Linked DNA regions of Homo sapiens: region 1 is linked to region 2. Evidence: read pairs that join two places in POLR2A ChIA-PET (ENCODE). Cell type or tissue: MCF 10A. All regions are shown on one strand. Each heading gives the region's core, and the rest is flanking DNA. Links, peaks and the distances in the headings are about the cores only. Region 1 overlaps CLDN14-AS1 (CLDN14 antisense RNA 1). Region 2 holds the start of LOC124905016 (a long non-coding RNA gene).

What was found. Peaks named below come from ENCODE experiments on the same cell type or tissue, not always from the same donor. Only the 100,000 strongest peaks of a DNase experiment are listed, where the experiment ranks them.
Region 1: POLR2A ChIA-PET joins it to region 2 with 8 read pairs; 2 of 35 experiments call an interaction of 5 or more read pairs at or near these places.

What each region holds. Positions count from the first base shown.
Region 1 is chr21:36,446,106-36,451,475 of GRCh38, forward strand. All of the region lies in intron 2 of CLDN14-AS1 (CLDN14 antisense RNA 1), which reads left to right. Among named protein-coding and RNA genes, the nearest start is that of CLDN14-AS1, 18 kb to the left of the region's middle. In MCF 10A, for the core only: no CTCF peak of the experiment used is centred there; no DNase peak of the experiment used is centred there.
Region 2 is chr21:36,180,594-36,185,963 of GRCh38, forward strand. All of the region lies in intron 2 of DOP1B (DOP1 leucine zipper like protein B), which reads left to right. It overlaps LOC124905016 (a long non-coding RNA gene), which reads left to right and starts at 3,371. Exons shown (of 2, transcript XR_007067855.1): 1 at 3,371-3,413; 2 at 3,969-4,564. In MCF 10A, for the core only: no CTCF peak of the experiment used is centred there; a DNase peak (open chromatin) is centred at 2,718.

The DNA of each region.
Region 1 (5,370 bases), core at 260-5,259, 270 kb after region 2:
AATATAGAGTTTTATGTAAATGGAACCATATGGTAGTTACCTGGGGATGCGGTGGAGAGAGGGAGAGGTTGCCTAAGCTTGTGGGTGATAGAAATATTTATCTTCATTGTCAAAAATAATATGGGAGAAATTTCCCTTTCCTGTCTTCCTGAGCACGGCTGGAATCATCCCCTTAGCATTTACTCTGCAAAGTGGCATCTCACCGTCTCTTCTCTCTTTAGATCTTTAGTTGTTTGAGTGGTTGCCTTAGCGTTTGGGAGGAGGACGGAGGCTGTGGTTTCTGGAAACTCCGGCCCTTTGGCTTCTCTCTGAATGTGTTGACTCCGTGGGAAACTGGCTGTTCTGTGCATGTGGGGGTAACCTTTGTATTTCAGTTTGTTTTTCTGCATTGGTGTGAGGCAGTCACTTCACTGAGGAGTTGAGCTGGAGTTGTGCCTTGCAGCCTGGCCTGGAGACTTCTGTTGTGTATGTGAGCGCTTGTTTTTATCCAACAGTCGCTGCTTGCCTGCAGCTGCGAAGTATGTGTGTGTCTCCAGATCTCCCCGGTTGAGAAGGGAGGGCCTCTCTGAGGAGTCGACATTTGAGGAGAAACTTGAATGAAGGAAAGGAAGGAGCCATTTGGAGATTGTGGGGAAGAGCATGCCAGGGAGAGGGAACAGCAGATAAGAAAGCGCAGGGCCGTGGGGGCTTCGTGCTGTTTGGCCAAGAGCCTCTTCCTCCTGTCTCGCTGGTCTGCAGCGGGAAGAGTGTCCGAATGAGCCCACTCATGCCTTTGGCTCTTCTAGGCCAGCAGGGATTTCAGGGTTGCAGGGAGCCCTTCGGAACTTCCTTCTCTTCCTGTGGCGCCCCTCACCGTGCTCCCAATCCCGTGTCTGTGTGCATCCCTGGTGTGGCCTTTCTCACTTACACCCAGCCAGTGGTCTTTGATGTTTATGACAAGAGGCCGAAGCTCTTCATATTTTCAGATGAAATGGAGTTTTCTTTCTCATGGAGCTCAGTTATCCATCGTCCCTTTGTCCTTTTGCTCCTGAGAATACATGTGTCTGCTCCATGCTGCGCCAGCCCAGTCATGGAACTCAATGTTTCTGCAGTTTCCCTCCGAACATTTCCAGTTGCCCAAAGGCATTCGTGGTTTCACAAATTTTACTGAAGGTTTAGTATGGAGACGGCAGAGAGTTGCATCTTGTACTCCATTGCAAACAATGGAAAATCCTCCTTCGATGCTACTCTGTAGGTTACCCCTAGGTTACCCCTCAGTGGGTGCCACCCCTTAGAGATCGCTCTCACTCTGGGAGTGGTCAGAGAGGAGCGCAGGGCTGTCCATGTCCCTCCCACATGGCTGCTGCCTCCTCCTTCCTGACTGCAGCCTTGGGCTGGGAGCTCCCGTCTTCCTCCCTGGTCACAGCTTGGGAAATCGTCTCCTATTACATGTTTTAAAAATTGAGGTGAAATTCACATAACATAAAATTAACCATTTAAAAGTGTACAATTCAGGCGTCCAACATGGTGAAACCACGTCTCTACTAAAAATATAAAAAATTAGGTGTGGTGGTGCACGCCTGTAGTCCCAGCTACTTGGGAGGCTGAGGTGGGAGGATCGCTTGAACCCAGGAGGTGGAGGTTGCAGTGAGCCAACATCATATGACTGGACTCCAGCCTGGGCAACAGAGGGAGACTCGGTCTCAAAACTAAATAAATACATAAAAGTGTACAATTCAGTAGCATTTAGTACATACACAATGTTGTACAATCACCACGTCTATCTAGTGAAAAATATTTTACTCTTGAAAAATGTCTAAATCATCCCCAAAGAAAATGCCATACTTCATTAGAATTCACTGTCTATTCCTCTCCTCGCAGCCCCTGGCAACCACCCATGGGACTGGGCTGATACAGTGGGGCACACACATGGCACATGGGACATCTGTACATTGGACTATTCTTCAACCATTTAAAAAAAATGGGCCAGGTGCTGTTGCTCAGGTTGGTAATCTCAGCACTTTGGGAGGCCAAGGAAGGAGAATCACTCAAGGCTGGGAGTTTGAGACTAGCCTGGGCAACATAGAAAGAACCCATCTCTACAAAAAAAATTAAAAAATCAGCCAGGTGTATGGTGCATGCCTGTGGTCCCAGCTACCTGGGGGGCTGGGGTGGGAGGATAGCTTGAGCCTGGGAGGTCCAGGCTGCAGTGAGCCATATCTCGCCACTGCACTCCAGCCTGTGTGACATAGTGAGACCTTGTCTCAAAAAAAAAAAAAAAAAAAACAACTCTGTTTTTGAGATGGAGTCTTGCTCTGTCACCCAGGCTGGAGTGCAGTGGCATGATCTCGGCTCACTGCAACCTCTGCCTCCCAGGTTCAACCAATTTTCCTGCCTCGGCCTCCTGAGTAGCTGGGATTACAGGCACCCACCACCACGCCTGGCTAATTTTTTTTTTTGTATTTTTAGTAGAGATGGGGTTTCGCCATATTGGCCAGGCTGGTCTCGACCTGCTGACCTCAGGTGATCCACCCGCCTCGGCCCCGCAAAGTGCTGGGATTACAGGCGTGAGCCACCACGCCCACCAAAAAAGGTAGTTCGGATCTGTGCTACAACATGAATGAATCTTGGACATTATGCAACTTCATATAAATGCAGTCACATAATATGTGGCCTTTTGTATCTTTTTTTTTTTTCATTTAACATAATGTTTTCTTGGAGGTCCAGCCACACTGCGGCATGTATCAGAATGCATGTGGCGAGTATACTATCTCTGTATGGCTAGACCATATTGTGTTCCTCCATTGGTCTATTGATGGACATTTGAGTTGTTTCTTCCTTTTGGCTATTGTGGGTAATGCTGCTATGAACATTTGTGTAGAAGTGTTTGTTGAGTCCCTGCTTTCACCTGTTTTGGATATATTCCTAGGAGTAGAATTGTGGGGTCATTATTGCATTTTAATTAGAAGGACTCTCTACTCTCTGAAATGTGTTGGTGACATCATTGTCTGTGGCTTTTTGAGGATTCCTGTCCATCATTTCACATTTTCTGAATTCTCCAGTTTCACCTACTTGAAGGTCTCCCATAGAACCACTCATGGACTCCAAGGTGCCTGTTGTGAAGGCCTTGACCCCTCTCACATGCTGCTCTTGTTTTGCACTGAAATACTAAATAAGAGGAACAGTGCTTTGCCGTTGTCGGGGGCTGAGGGGGAAGGAGGAGACAGAGATGGGGTGAAGCTGTCCTTTTTTTTTTTTTGAGATGGAGTCCTGCTTTGTCGCCCAGGCTGGAGTGCAATGGCGCAATCTGGGCTCACTGCAACCTCTGCCTGCCTGCTTCAAGCGATTCTCCTGCCTCAGCCTCTCGAGTAGCTGGGATTACAGGTGCATGCCACCACACCCGGATAATTTTTTGTGTTTTAGTAGAGATGGAGTTTCACTATGTTGCCCAGGCTAGTCTTGAACTCCTGAGCCCAGGCAATCCACCTGCCTTGGCCTCCCAAAGTGCTGGGATTATAGGCATGAGCCACTGTGCTTGGCTGAAGCTGTCGTTCTTTAGCTGCCGTTGGACCCTCCCTTGCCAGCAGAATCAGAGTCATTGCTGTAAGACCAGTGACCTGGAGCAGCCCTGTGAGGGAAGGAAGGTCTGTGCTACCACCTGTGGCTCTTGGGTCAGGCAGAGGAGTCTGATGAGAGTGTCCTCTGCTAATCAGAGTGTGAACTTGAGCCTGTAAGAGGGTGGAGTCTATTATAGATGGACAGGGCAGCTACGGAGCCCACTGCTCCTGGGCCTCCCAAAGTCTCCTTCTCGTCCCATTGCCCTCATCTCTGTGCTCCATTCTCCCTCCTCCAGACTTCATGCTCTAGGAAACCAGATTAATTTTGTAGTTAACCCAACCTCCAAAGGCAGCTTCTGGGCTGAGGCCTCTCCCAAGGATGTTCTTGGGTTGTGTAGGCTGCCAGGTGGTGCTAGACTTAAGTCTATCTCAGAGCCAGCCCCTGGTTGTCCCTTTTCGTGCCCTTTCCCCTCCACCCTCAGGCAGTTGAGCTTGCTGAGGCATCAGGCTCTATACCTTAGTGGGAGTCAAAGCTGGTTTGCTAGCTTTCCAAGGAACAACTCCAGCCTCCTGCCTTCCCTGCATCCCCCTCCAATTAAAATACAGACCCGGGTCAGCAGTGGCTCAGGCCTGTCATCCCAACATTTGAGAGGCCGAGGTGGGTGGATTGCTTGAGGCTAGGAGTTTGAGACCAGCCTGGCCAACATGGTGAAACCCCGACTCTACTAAAAATACAAAAATTAGCCGGGTGTGGTGGCGCAAGCCTGTAATCCCAGTTACTCAGGAGGCTGAGGCGTGAGAATTGCTTGAACCTGGGAGGTTGGAGGTTGCAGTGAGCCAAGATTGTGCCGCTGCACTCCAGCCTGGGTGACAGAGGGAGACTCAGTCTCAAAAAAACAAAACAAAACAAAACAAAAAAAACCACAGACCTGAAATTTAGCTGGGGCTATGTCTGGTCCTGCACATACAACAGCAAATGACGTGGACAGTCTCTGAACTCAGACCCTAGAGTCTAATGGAAGATTCAGAAAAGCGTGTGTTCCAATTAATAAAATACTTACACATTCTGAGAAAAACTGTGTGGGAAATGAACAGTGTGCTGAGATAATGACTCACTGGGATGTGGGGGCTGCTTTGGGTAAGAAGGAGCCAGTCACTCCTTCTATATGATCTGGATGTAATCCTTCCTTCTGGAGTTTTTTCAGGTCCTTTTTCTTTTATGTTCAGAAATTTCATGAGGATGTATCTTAGTTTTTTTTTTTTTTTGAAATGGAGTCTCGCTCTGTCACCCAGGCTGGAGTGCAGTGGCTCGATCTCGGCTCACTGCAAGCTCTGCCTCCCGGATTCACGCCATTCTCCTGCCTCAGCCTCCCGAGTAGCTGGGACTACAGGCGCCTGCCACCACGCCCGGCTAATTTTTTGTATTTTTAGTAGAGATGGGGTTTCACCATGTTAGCCAGGATGGTCTCAATCTCCTGACCTCGTGATCTGCCGCCTTGGCCTCCCAAAGTGCTGGGATTACAGGCATGAGCCCACTGCGCCTGGCCAGGATGTATCTTAGTTCTTAATGTAGATCTTTGTTCATTCATTCAATCTGATGCTTTTTAAGCCCTTTCAATTTGGAAATTCAGGTCCCCTTTTAGTTCTGGAAAATCTACTTCAATTTTTTTTTTTTTTTTTTTTTTGAGATGGAGTCTTGCTCTTGTTGCCCAGGCTGGAGTGCAGTGGCACGATCTCAGCTCACTGCAACCTCTGCCTCCCAGGTTCAAGTGATTCTCCTGCCTCAGCCTCCCAAGTAGCTGGGACTACAGGCGTGCACCACCATGCCCAGCTA
Region 2 (5,370 bases), core at 247-5,246:
ATTGTGGCTGGGCACAGTGGCTCATGCCTGTAATCCCAGCATACTGGGAGGCCGAGGCGGGGGGATCACCTGAGGTCAGGAGTTCGAGACCAGCCTGGCCAACATGGCAAAACCCCATCTCTACTAAAAATACAAAAAATAGCTGGGCATAGTGGCGTGCACCTGTAATCCCAGCTACTTGAGAGACTGAGGCATGAGAATCGCTTGAACCCATGAGGCGGAGGTTGCAATGAGCCGAGATTATGCCACTGCATTCCAGCCTGGGTTGTCAGACAGAGTGAGACTGTGTCTCAAAAAAAAAAAAAAGTATTCACTTATGTCCTTAAGAGTTCTTCTTAAATAAGACCTTCCTGTTCCTCAAGTATATTAAGTATTTTATACATGTGTTTTTGCTATTGTGAATGGGATTATTTTCCTCAGGTAGACAGGTATACCGTCAACCAATACTGATTTGTATTTTTTTCTAATATTTTGCTAGCATTTCCTGGAACAGTGTTGAATAGCAATGTTGCTATCAGTGTGTTAACCACGGTAATGTTGGCTGCTATAACAAAGAAGTCCAAAATCAATGTCCTCGATGTAATTGAAGTTTATCCTCACTCATGTATCAGTTAAGCATGTTATTCAGATGGGTGGGCAGCTCTCTTCTACACGGTCATTCCAGAAACTCAAGCTAGGACTCTGTCTTCTTTTTTTTTTTTTTGAGACAGTGTCTTGCTCTGTCAGTCAGGCTAGAGTGCAGTGGCACGATCTTGGCTCACTGCAACCTCCGTCTCCCAGGCTCAAGCAATTCTCCTGCCTCAGCCTCCCGAGTAGCTGGGATTACAGGCGTGTGCCACCACGCCCGGCTAATTTTTGTATTTTTAGTAGAGACGGGGTTTCACCATGTTGACCAGGCTGGTCATGAACTCCTGACCTCATGTGATCCACCCCCCTCAGCCTCCCAAAGTGCTGGGATTACAGGCATGAGCCACCACGCCCGGCCCAGGACTCTTGTCTTCTTGAACACGTGGCTTTCACAGTTCCTCTTTTCATTGCCATTCTGTCCCACAGGAAAAGGGAAGGACACAGAGAAGCACACATACTGAGGTTTTAACCAGCCAGGTCCTGATGGCACGTGTTATGTCCACCCATGCCTCCCAGGGAGACTGGGCAGCCATGGCCCAGCTGCAGCCCTAACTGAAGAAGAAGGGAGCCGTGATTTGGGTGGGCTGGGCCCAGTGCCTGCACTCACCTTCCATTTAATGGAAGGGTCTGTAGTGTTTCACCATCATCTCTACCCTGTGACCTCCCTCTGTTTCTTGTGTCATAAAGGATCAGTTTATTCCTTGGTTACTAACTTTAATAACTACTTATCTTTATATGGCAAGAAAGGCATGTCATTTCATTACCTGATCAACATGTAAAGTATTGAATTGCTTTTTACCAAGCATCACAGTTCTGCCTTATATATTACTCTTGTGTTTGGGGGTCATTCTTGTACTTAGGCTAGATTTTCCCAATGCCTAGGATGTGCCTGGGAAGCAAATATGTTGGAGGATAATCTAATTCCGATTTGTGGAATGCAGGAAGGAGCCCGGAATTGGAGCACCTGGGGTCATGTTCAGACTCACCATTTCTGAGATTGGGGCAGATGCACTGGTTACCCACCGATAACCATTCTGCCCTCTTCTTTCTTGCCAATAGAGAACCCCAGTTATATTTGGGGATCAGGTGGTGATGCGCTGCAGGGTGGGGGCCCCAGCAGTAAATGTTATTGTTCTAGGACTTCATCCTAAAAATCCTGCTTTCCTTGGCAGGGATTAATTTCGAGGTGGGCACATGACCTGCTCTAGCCCAATGAGATATGGCGGGAAGGCTGCAGGGTGGCTTCTGGAAAGGTTTTTTTCTCATACAAAGAGACAAAAAGGAACACACACTGCCACGACAGGGAAAGATAGGTTAAGAGTCAATTCACTGGCAGGGCGTGCTGGTTCACATCTATAATCCCAGCACTTGGCTGAGGCGGGAGGACAGCTTGAGGCCAGGAGTTTGAGACCAGCCTGAGCAACATAGCCAGACCCCATCTCTACAAAAAAAGTTAAAGTTAGCCAGGTGTGACGGTGTGTACCTGTGGTCCCAGCTAGTTGGGAGGTTGAGGCAGGAGAATTGCTTGAGCCCACAAGGTTGAGGCCACAGTGAGCCATGTTTGCACAACTGTCCTCTAGCCTGGGCAACAGAGCAAGACCTTGTCTAAAAAAGAAGAGTCAATTCATCATTGACAGCATGTAAGGCACCAGAATGCTTGGATCTTTTGGGGATGTCACTGAGCCCTTGCAGGAACCAAATGCAGAAATGAGCTCCTTTAGCCCTGGTTTCCCAGCCTTGGCATGCTGTGGCATGGCAGACATTCTGGCTGCGGGTGGGTGGTGGTCTGTGCACTGTAGGATGTTTTCTTTTGTTTAAGAGGCAGGGTCTCACTATGTTGCCCAGGCCAGAGTGCAGGAGCTGTTTACAGATGCAGTCATAGCTCACTACAGCCTCACACAATCCTCTCGCCTTCGCCTCCTGAGTAGCTGGGATCACAGGTGCGCGCCACTGTGCCCAGCTCTCTGTAGGATGCTTATTCCCATCCTGGCCTCCCTGACTTCTGTCCAGTAGATGCCAGTATCACCCCCTCCTCCACCCAAAGTTGTAACAGCCAGAAATGTTTCCACACATTGCCAAATGTCCCCTGGGGGCAAAATTTCCCCAGTTGAGAACCACTGCTGTAGACCTTTGGTTTTGTGAGGCAATACATTGCTTCATTTAAACCTGTATGGCTTGATGGTCTGTTCTTTACAGCCACACATGTCCTAGCTGAGCTCACAACCCTGGACCATCCTCAACCCGAGAGCCAGAGCCTGTTTCTTCTGCAGGCTGACGTGGACGTACTTGTCTGTTGACAGTAAAGGTATTTTGTGCATCCTTAAAAGATGCAGTGTCTTGCAGCTGTTGGAGTGGTTTCTGGCTGGGAGCAGGACGCCTACAGAGCAGTTGCAGAGGACCTTCTGTCTCCCCATGGCGGAGGCACCATTCCAACTACGGAACCTTTGTTGTGTTTTGGAGGGGGTCGTGTGCTTCCAGCACCTGCCGCCTCTGCCAGCCACAGCACTCTGCCTCTTTGTTCTGAGTGCCCGGGACAGAGTTGTATAGCTGCTGCCTTTTGGAGAGAGGAGTCAGCTTTGGGCTTGAATGTATCTGGAGATAGCCCAGCTTTCATGCCATCTTCACATTTCCTGTGTACATGGTTTCTTTTTTTTTTTTTTTTAGATGGCGTCTCACTCTGTCGCCCAGGCTGGAGTGCAGTGGTGCAGTCTCAACTCACTGCAACCTCTGCCTCCCAGGTTCAAGCTATTCTCCTGCCTCAGCTTCCCGAGTAGCTGGGACTACAGGTGCGTGCCACCACGCCTGGTTAATTTTTGTTTTTTGCTTTTTCTATTTTATCTTTTTTTGAGACAGAGTCATACTCTGTCGTCCAGGCTGGAGTGCAGTGGCGTGATCTTGGCTCACTGCAACCTCCGGCTCCCAGGTTCAAGTGATTCTCCTGCCTCAGCCTCCCAAGTAGCTGGGATTACAGATGTGCACCACCACACCTGGCTAATTTTTGTATTTTTATTAGAGATGGGATTTCACCATGTTGGTCAGGCTGGTCTCAAACTCCCGACCTCAGGTGATCCACCTGCCTTGGTCTCCCAGAGTGCTGCGATTACAGGTGTGAGCCACCACGCCCGGCCTAATTTTTGTATTTTTAGTAGAGGCGGGTTTCGCTATGTTGCCCAGGCTGGTCTTGAACTCCTGACCTCAAGTGATCCACCCACCTCGGCCTCCCAGAGTGCTGGGATCATAGGCATGAGCCACCGTGCCCAGCCCCTGTATACACTGTTGCGGCCCCTTCCCACCCAGCTGCCGAGAGATGGTTCTTTCACAGGTCTCCTGCTTCCGTGCAGGTAGCTTATTCCAGGGACAGGGAAGCAGGAGGAAAAAGCACTAGGAGGAAGACCGCAGACTGGATTCAGAACAGGCTATCGTGGAGAGCTGTGTGCTTCGCTGCCGGCCTGAGGCTCTGCGTTCCCCTCCTTGGTGCTCAGGCTGCCCGGCATACGCAGCAAGTGCTGACCCAGCAGGCAGCCCACGTGCGCTTCAGGTGTGGGAGGCTCTGCGGGCTGCGGGGAACAGGATCGCTGTGGGAGGTTGAGCCTGGAGCTCTGAACAGCCACTCTGCGCCCAATCTGCTGTAGCGCTGAGGGTCAGGAAGGCCTCTGGGAGTTCTCTAGAAGAAGGCGCTGGGGAGGAGGAGTTAACATCTCATTTCATTAGAGCATGCCAGTTCTGTTCTGGGTGTGACTTTTGAAGAATATTGAGTTCTACCAGTAGAACTTTGGGGACTGAAACCTGTTGAGGATTTGTAGTAAGACTGTGTCCCGAAGGCGTTCTTCCTTTTCTTCTGTCTCTGACTTTAACAAGCAGGTTTCCCTATAAGCTTTGGTGTTTGTTAAACAGATCATTTGTATGTGCAATAAAATATGTTTAAAAATTAGAAAAATAACATCTCCCGATACTATGTTATTTTATATTTTTAATGGTATGATTACTTTTATTTGATTTTCTGGTTTGTGATGATAAATGCATAAGAATGGCAGTGTTCTCTGCATCATGTACATTTCAAGGTGTAGACTGTGTTCTGAAGGGAGAGTCGGCCCCACATCCTTACCTTCTTTTCCTGTGGTTTATTGCAGAACTCAGCTGCCTTCACCTCCTCCTGCCATTTTTCATCACTTCTGAGACTGTTAGCTCTTAGACCCCCCAAATAGAACAGTTTCCTTTGTGAGCCCCTATTATATGCTTGCCACCATTGTTTTTCAAACCTAGGATCCTCCAAACTCAGTGCCACTCAGCCTCTTCTACTGATGAAGAAACTGGAGTTCAAAGGCTTGCTTGCAGCTTCCCAGGTGTATGACGAGTATTTCAGGTCGGCCAGCGCCTTGTGAAGCCCACACTCCAGGGTTGAGGGCAACATGTAACAATGTCAGGGAAGGCTGAGGAAGTGCTGTGCCATCGCAAAAGAATAAAATATAAGTCTAGAAATGCGGAAGGTACTGTACAGCATCACAGCTACCTAAACTTCCTCTATGGGAAGACAGGGAAAGTAGGCGTTAGTGGCAAGACAGAGTGGCTTTGAGTCTAAGTGTCATAATAAACTCTGACGGGGAAAAATAAGGGGCAGCATTTGCACATGTGTGCTGCAGATTACCCGCTGTGAGGCAGCGGTGAGTTTGTTGCCTTGTGTTTTAAAAAGTAATTTTCTGGGCCGGGCGTGGTGGCTCACACCTGTAATCCCAGCACTTTGGG